Linked DNA regions of Homo sapiens: region 1 is linked to region 2. Evidence: chromatin loops called from intact Hi-C (ENCODE). Cell type or tissue: PC-3. All regions are shown on one strand. Each heading gives the region's core, and the rest is flanking DNA. Links, peaks and the distances in the headings are about the cores only. Region 1 overlaps SAV1 (salvador family WW domain containing protein 1). Region 2 overlaps MAP4K5 (mitogen-activated protein kinase kinase kinase kinase 5).

Region 1 (4,408 bases), core at 224-4,223, 200 kb before region 2:
CTTTAAGGTTCACTGGGAAACAAACAAATTCACGTAACTCGCTTTATTGCAATATTCACTTTATTGCAGTAATCTGGAACCAAACCTGAAATATCTCCAAAGTATGTCTAAGTGTTGCAAATTTTGATACTTGAATTCTGTCATTTCTTCTTTATTAGTTGGAATATTATAATTAAGGACTTTATCAATTATTTGGTTGCTGTTCATATAGGAAAGAAGGGTTGAATGCTAGATCTTTTCCTTTGTTTGCTATTTCAGAATGATGAATTGATACCCTAGCCACCTACAAAAGTAACCATGAACTCATGGATTTTTAACGCCAAGCTTTATTTGGATTTTATCATTTTTTTATTAATGTTTATTTTCTGTTCTAGGATTCATTCCAGAGTGTACTGCATTGCATTTCATTGTTGTATGTCTTTAGTCTTATTTAATCTATGCTAGTTTCTCAGTCTTTTGTTTTTTATGACCTTGACAGTTTTGAGGAGTACAGAATGTTTTGTAGATTGTACCTCAATTTCAATTCATTTTTTTTTCAATTTCTTTTTTTTTAGACGTCTCCCTCTGTCACCCAGGCTGGAGTGCAGTGGCACAATCTTGGCTCATTGCAACCTCCACCTCCCGGGTTCAAGCAGTTCTCCTGCCTCAGCCTCCTGAATAGCTGGGATCACTGCCACGTGCCACCACGCCTGGCTAATTTTTGTATATTCAGTAGAGATGGAGTTTCGCCATGTTGGCCAGGCAGGTCTTGAACTCTTGACCTCAGGTGATGCACCCGCCTTGGCCTCCCAAAGTGTTGGGATTATAGGCGTGAGCCACTGTGCCCAGCCTTTTTTTTCAATTTCAAAAGTCTGATGTTTTTCTCATGTTCCATATTATCATGTATTTTCCCTGACCCAGAAGCCGTTTCTCCAAGATGAGCTGGTTGATTTTAAGATTTTTATACTTAGTTTTAATTATTGGTGTGGTAATTCCTTTTGATGTTTAAATTGCTGCTGCTTTGGTGGCAGGAGCCCTTTCAATGTTGGTTCCTTTTTATTTCTCTTTGCTTTCTAATGTGACTAGATGTTCCAGGCTCATATTGTGCATTTTCTGCCTCAGTCCTGTACTCAACCATTCTAAGGATCCCTGGTTCCTTTCGATGGGGAAATAGTATTCAGGGATTGCACTCTTGTACTCATTGCTATTTGGTGGATTAATGCTTGTAGACCTTTTCAATGGACATATCTGGGAAATATGTTTTGTTGCTTTCTGGAAATAGAAATTCATTATGAGTTCATACTGTTGGCAGTTTAAGATTTCCAAGTTTTTACTTTTAGCTTTTTAAAAAAATGTTTAATTGTGATAAAATACACATAACAACATTTACCATCTTAACCATTTTTAAGTGTACAGTTTGTTGGCAGTAAGTACATTCACATTGAACTACCTTCTTTTTGCCTTAGGTTTTTATTTTTTTCTCATACTGAAAATCTTGGTTCCTGTTGACAATTATGTAACTATTCATTTGCTTTATCTGTAGCATAACTAGCTTTAAAAATAGTATCATCGACAATATGATTACTGAATAAAACAGAAGATTTCTTTGTAGTTTATTTTTTAAATTTAGGATATTTCCCGATGAGGAAGTACAATTTATTCTCTTTGGGCCGGGCACAGGGGCGCATGCCTGTAATCCTAGCACACTGGGAGGCTGTGATGGGAGGAATGCTTGAGTCTAAGGGTTTTGAGACCAGCCTGGGCAACATAGTGAGACCCTGTCTTTACAAAAAATAATAAAAGAAATTAGCCAGGCTTGGTGGTGCATGCCCATAGTCACACCTACTTGGGAGGCTGAGGTGGGAGGATTGCTTGAGCCCAGGAGGTTGAGACTGCAGTGAGCCGTAATTGTGCCACTGCACTCCAGCCTGGGTGACAGAGTGAGACCCTGTCTCAAAAATAAATAACAATAAATAAGTAATACATAAAATTCACTTTGAATTAATTTTTCTGAAGTATGCTTTAGCTGCTTCATGTACTCTTAGATTTGTTTACTTCATTTTGTTTTCACTTTTTAGGGATTGCTTTTTCTAAATTTTGATTTAATTTTGTTGTAAGTTACATAGGATATTTAAAAGGTTGCAAAATCAAAATGATAAAACAGAATGCATTTAGAAAATTAATTCTACCCCTGTCCTCTTCCACCCCATTTCCTTCCTCCCCCTGTAAATACCCAATTTTATTAATTTTTGTTACATATTTCATTGCAACACTTTATGAAAATAGATACAAATTACATATATATGTAAAATATGTATTCATATTATTCTCTTTCATATGTATTGTGTTAGGTTTCTGTAGCTGTAAAACACATTACTTCCAAACTCATTGGCATAAAACAATAAACATTTATTATCTCAGTTTCTGTGGTTCAGGATTTTGGAAGCGGCTTAGCCAGGTCATTCTGACTCAGGATCTCTCATGAAGTTGGAGTTCACACACGTCAGCTGGGGCTGCAGTTATCCGAAGCTTCGCTCTGGCTGAAAGATCCATTTCTTTCTTTCTTTTTTTTTTTTTGGAGACAGAGTCTCTCTCTGTTGCTCAGGCTTGAGTGCAGTGGCGCGCTCTCGGCTCACTGCATCCTCCATCTCCCAGGTTCAAGTGTTCTCCTGCCTCAGCCTCCTGAGTAGCTGGGACTACAGGCATGTGCCGCCACGCCCAGCTAATTATTTGTAATTTTAGTAGAGATAGGGTTTTGTCGTCTTGGCCCGGCTGGTCTCAAACTTCTGACATCAGGTGGTCCATCCACCTTGGCCTCCCAAAGTGCTGGGATTACAGGTGTGAGCCACTGCGCCCGGCCAAAAGATCCGCTTCTAAGTTCACTCACAAGGCTGTTAACAGGAGGCTTCAGTTCTGGCTGAAGGCCTCAATTCCTCACTCATGGGCTTCTCATGATATGGTATCTGGTTTCCCCCAGGGTGAGTGATGAGAGAGCAAGTACACTTGACCAAGGCAGAAGCTGCACGGTCTTTTATATCCTAATCTCAGAAGTCACACACCATCCTTTCTGCCATAAACTATTGGTCACACAGACAAGGGTGTGAATCCCAGGAGGACAGGGATAATTGGGGCCCAGGTTCACCTTACTGGCTGGCTACTACATATATGTATATATGGTGGTGTACTGTCCAGACTCTTTTTTCACATAATACATCCCGAATATTATTCCAGGGCAATAAATAGAAATCATCTTCATTCATGTTTACAGCTATATAATATAGTACTCTGTTCTGTGCGTGTAATAGTGTAATCATCCAGTTTGCTATTATTGGACATTTGGTTGATTTCTAGCCTTTTGCAACTATAGATGTTGCTGCAGTGACTAGCCTTATGCATATGCATTGTATGTTGTATTTAAATAAAAACAGTTTCTTAAACCACATGCCAATAACCCGTATTTATCCATACACTTACATATCCTTCTTTAGAATCTGAGTTTGAATTGAAGCATTTACCTTAATTTTAAAGTTTCTTCTAAATTACCTTTTGTCACTGGGGTCTGTTTCATTTGCCTTTCTTTAAAGGTAAACTTGATGTTTTCATTTTGCCTTAGTTTCCAGCCAACTGTAATTTTAAAAGCTCTTCAAAGTCAGCTGGGAACTTTTGACTAGTAGATGTTTTGCTCTGGCATGGTACTCCTTCACACCTCAATGGTCACCCAGTCTTTCTTATTTTGACCATTCTGAGATATTCTAAATTTGGCAGTTAGGGCCTTGGGTTGACTGGCAGTCTTCTGTTAACACACTAACTTTTCATTTAAATGCTGTATCCTTGTACCTTTCAGGCACAGGGATTCAAATTTATGTTAAAATTTTGTCTGGGGTGCAACTGTTACAAATAATGAGGATTAATAATAGTATGAACCACATACTGTCTTCCTAGGACTGTGTTAGAACATGCACCAGCAATGATAATACATCTGTATTTGCTGCCTAGTGGCTAACAGATTTACTCTCTTGATTATAAAAAACACCTTCGTTTCAGAACTAGTAAAATATGGGAGTGAAAGAGGCAAAATAAGTCCAAAAATCAAGGAAAATATTTATGCAGTTTCTGTCTCATTGATGTGTGTATCTCCTCCACTAATACTACACTGTCTTTATTACTGCAGCTTATTTATTTAACACTTACTATGTGCTTTATTCTGTAGACACTGTTCTAGAGACTGGAGATGTATCTGTGAACAAAACAAAGATTCCTGTCCTAAGAATCTTCTTTGTGGGATTCTTGTAGGTAAATAAACAAACTAAAATTACATAAGTTAAAAGGTTAAAGTGCTTTTTAAAAAAGTAAAACGGTAAGTAGAAGCTCAGCAGATGTAGACTGCCATAGTAAGAATAAGCTTCATTGAAACATTTGAGAAGAGGCT
Region 2 (4,408 bases), core at 140-4,139:
TATGACATACTGTTTTTGTTTAATGTGATGAATTATGTCAGTACTTTGTGTTTGCTTTTTACAAATCTTGTTTTTAGGAATAAGGACAACTGGATCCTATTTGAAAGCGCTTTTTAAAAATATTTTGTTTCCTAAGATTGTATTTAGGAATTTTGCATCTCTATGATGCAAGTATGAGTGTTTAAAAAAATTTGGGGGGCTTTTAATCACATTAGATTTTAGAATTTTTAAATTTTAAATACTTTATGAGGAAGTAATAAACCCTCCTTTTCTATGTTTTAGAATATTTTATAGAAAAGAAGTTACTCTTTGAATATTTTGAATAACTCTGAAGTCAGTATGACTAGGCCAAATAAAATACATATTTAGCAAAATATATCAGATTCCTGAATGCCATTGTGACATTTAATTGAACAGAAGTCATTTGTTCTTTTTAGATAATTTTTAGGTAGTTTTTCTTAGTTCATCTCTGCCATGAAGCTGTAGCTTAAACCGTCTCAAAACAGAGTCTACAGCATAGAGAAAATTCTTAAAGTTTTTACTTAGTCATTTATTTTTGATGAATTTTTAAAAATCTCTTTTATACAAAAAGAACTGTTTAATTTCCTGATTCCAAACAAGAATTAAGTAGAGATGTTAGGAAGATCCCACTTTGTTATTTACTTTTGGTAAGCATAACAAAGGGGTACTCTTGTAGTCAAAAAATAACATATTTTTTGTCTTCTTTCCCCTCTTCTTTCTCCCTCCCCCACCCCATATACAAACTTGTCATTACATTTCTGAGATCAACCCTTTGAGATGCTGAGTTTGTACATACCTGTTATATATTTTGCAGTTGACAAATTACAATTTGAACCTCCTCTGAGAAAAGAAACAGAAGCACGAGATGAAATGGTAAGAATTCATTTTTAAAGCATTATTTTCACATTAAGATTTGAGAAAACTTTTTTTTTGTTAGTTGTACTTTGATTAGAAAACAAAGTAATATACTCTTTTAAGCATTAATTTTGACAATTTTTCCCGTATTAAAGTTTTTAAAAGTTTATAGTTAGTTTTATTTTTACTAGAGTACGATGTAATACACTATTTCAATCATTCATTTTAACCTCCTTAGTCTTTTGAAGGTTTTACATGATGTTATTAAATACGCAGAATTTGATTCTCAGCTTTAAGCTCTTAGGACCTTTTTTTTTTTAACTGATTCTGTTTGTTTTATAGTAAATTCTACATTCTGTATTGCCTTACTATTTTTTAAATATATTTTATTTGTTAATATAGTTTCTTTTTTAACCATTGCTGCTATTTTGAATTTACTATCTAGTTACCTCTTTCCTTATCTAAAATGAAAAAAGTGGCCGGGCCCAGTGGCCAACTCCTGTAATCTCAGTACTATGGGAGGCTGAGGCAGACAGATCACCTGAGGTCAGGAGTTCCAGACCAGCCTGGCCAACATGGCAGAACCCTGTCTTTACTAAAAATACAAAAATCAGCCAGGCGTGGTGGCATGTGCCTATAAACCCAGCTCCTCAGGAGGCTGAGGCAGGGAGAATTGCTTGAACCCAGGAGGTGGAGGTTGCAGTGAGCCAAGATCAAGCTACTGCACTCCATCCAGCCTGGGCGACAGAGTGTGAGACTCCATTTCAAAAATAAATAAATAAATAAAAAGAAAAAAGTAATGAAGCAAGATATTATTAGAGTTAGCCTAACCTAGCCTATTGAGTTCATCCTTAATGTTTGGAAGTAGTGCTCTTCTTACTGTAAATATGTTGCTGTATGATAAAACCCCAGTTTCCATGCTAAGAGGGAAAAGTAGTAGCACCAGTAAATTCATGACAGTTTAGTAATATGATATTTAGTTTTCCATGCTAATGGAGTGATGATGTAGATAATTCAGTTGTTTTCTTTTATTGTTTGCTTTGGAATATGCTCACATACTGATAAAGAAGGTTTGTCACATTTGAAGCTACCTTTAGTATGTTTATGGAATTTCTTAAGTTCAGGTCGACTGATAATGAGTCATTGACCTAAATATGTCAAATGACAAAGCAAATCTAGCTAGAGATTAAAAAATTGATTGAATGCCAAGATGATTAATAATCATGACACTGGAATGTTTTCTTGAATCAAATAAAATGGTTAATACCTGTTACAAAGTAACATTTTAAACTATATTTTTATCTTTACAGGGATTGTCATCAGACCCAAATTTCATGTTACAGTGGAATCCTTTTGTTGATGGTGCAAATACTGGCAAGTAAGTTGTTTTCTAATTTAATAACTATATTTTATTTGATTACATAAGAACAGTATGGGGCATGTGATTTATTCTAATAAGCTTTAATTTGCATTCTTGAAAAAGTTATGCCATTAATGAAGGTAAAGCTTTTGAGTTTTACCAAAAAGCATCATGTATTGATCATTAAGGTTTTTTATTTGTTTTTGTTTTTAATCAGAATATGCTATGTAATGATAATATACTGAAAGGTGAGTCACATGATGTCATGGGAAAAAATACTGTAACAGAGTTAAAAAGCCCCAGTTCATCTCTCCAATATAGTTACCTCTACAATTAAGTGAGGGGGCTGGCCTTCATGAGTTGTTCCTAACCTGTCTGTGTACTGCAATTGCCTACAGAGCTCTTTAGAAATGCAGATTCCTAGGTTCCCACATTAGGCCTATACATTTGGAGTTAACAAACTATGGCAGCCCACAAACTAAGAATAGTAAATACATTTTTAATGGTTGAAAAGAAATCAAAAGAATAATTATATTTTATTACACATGAAAATTACATGAAATTCAAATTTCAGTGTCATAAATAAGTTTGTTAGAATATAACTATGCTTATTAGTTTATGTATCGTACATGGCTGCTTTCACACTATAACAGCAGAGTTCCATAGTTACAACCACTGTATGCCTTGCAAAACCTGCAGTATTTACTCTCTGGCCCTTCATAGAAAAAGTTTGCCAACCTCTGGTATAGAATACAGTCTTTGGGACTGGATCTAAGAATCCTGAAAGCCGCCTAATTGATTGCAATGACTGTGGATAAGTGTGTGGGACCAGTGGACTAGATAAGTGCTTCTCAAACTTATTGACCTGGAGAGCTTATTAAAAGGAAGATTCTGTGCATTTAGAAAAGTTCCCAGATGATGCCAATTCTGCTGGTTTGAGGATCTACTTTGAGTAACAAAAGGTTTGATGATATACCCACTTGAATCTATGGGTCCCAACTCTAAAATTCTGAATCAGTTTTTTAACCAAGAAGTTAACTTAGTTTTTATTACATAAGAAATATAGCAAAGCATAACCATAAAAGTAAAATAAGACTTTGTGTCCACTTTTTAAAATCTTTATTTTATAGACATACAATTTGACAATATGAGTGAGGTCTTAGGTCTTCCTAAAGATTTTATACTCTGCATCGTGATCTGTCTTTTACATCCTCTGTATAGAAACTGATTTTAATACATATTTAATAGTATCTGTGTTTTCGGTTACGGTCATTTATCATCATCTAAATTGCATTTCTTCTTTGTATTAGATCAACCTCAAAACGTGCAATACCACCTCCCCTACCTCCTAAGGTGAGCTACTTAATGATTTTGAACACTAAATCCTTATTTAAATAATATAGTTAAATTTTTAAAATAATTTTGAGTTTTTTCAAAATTTTCTTAAATGTATTTTAGATGAATAGAGTTTTCTTCAAAAGAAGTGTATGATGGTGTAAAATATATAGTAAAGAAGATTTCATGAGGAATACAATATTTTTAATAGCTATTAGAAAAAGGCGGCCAGGCGTGGTTGGTGGCTCACGCATATAATCCCAGCACTTCGGGAGACAAAGGCAAGTGGATCACTTCAGATCAGGAGTTTGAGACCAGCCTGGCCAAGTGGTGAAACCCTCTCTACTAAAAATACAAAAATTAGCTGGGCATGGTGGCGTATGCTTGTAATCCCAGCTACTTGGGAAGCTGAGGCATGAGAATCGCTTGAACCCAGGAGGTGGAGGTTGCAGTGAGCTGAGATCGTGCCACTGCACTCCAGCCTGGGTGACAGAGCGAGACTCCATCTCAGTAAAAAAAGAAAGAAAGAAAAAGGCAAAAACAGGTTATTGCTTATTGAAGAAAATATTTGACTACATGGAGGGGAAACAGTTCATCATTTATCATTCTTATGACTACAATTTGACATATTAGTGGAGTCATTTTTCTTGATTGTTTCTAGTTGTTTTGTGGATTTTTATATAATTATATTAGTTATAAAAATTTTATCAGTTTTAAGGCTGATTAAAAATCACATGGCAAGTTGATAGTTGTGTTGGGCAGTAACTCACCTCTTACTTTGCTCACTTAGCCCAGTGAATTGAACTGTATAGAAGAATGAAAAAAGGTGCATTTCCC

The links. Peaks named below come from ENCODE experiments on the same cell type or tissue, not always from the same donor. Only the 100,000 strongest peaks of a DNase experiment are listed, where the experiment ranks them.
Region 1: it touches region 2 in a loop (2.1-fold over the local background); 1 of 110 quality-filtered maps calls a loop at or near these places.

What each region holds. Positions count from the first base shown.
Region 1 is chr14:50,649,171-50,653,578 of GRCh38, reverse strand. The region is part of intron 2 of SAV1 (salvador family WW domain containing protein 1); the gene reads left to right. Among named protein-coding and RNA genes, the nearest start is that of SAV1, 17 kb to the left of the region's middle. In PC-3, for the core only: no CTCF peak of the experiment used is centred there; a DNase peak (open chromatin) is centred at 2,458; H3K4me3 peaks cover 355 bases; H3K27ac peaks cover 1,671 bases.
Region 2 is chr14:50,445,260-50,449,667 of GRCh38, reverse strand. MAP4K5 (mitogen-activated protein kinase kinase kinase kinase 5) reads left to right here. Exons shown (of 33, transcript NM_006575.6): 15 at 836-894; 16 at 2,187-2,254; 17 at 3,547-3,589. Among named protein-coding and RNA genes, the nearest start is that of CDKL1, 51 kb to the right of the region's middle. In PC-3, for the core only: no CTCF peak of the experiment used is centred there; a DNase peak (open chromatin) is centred at 1,987; H3K27ac peaks cover 1,502 bases.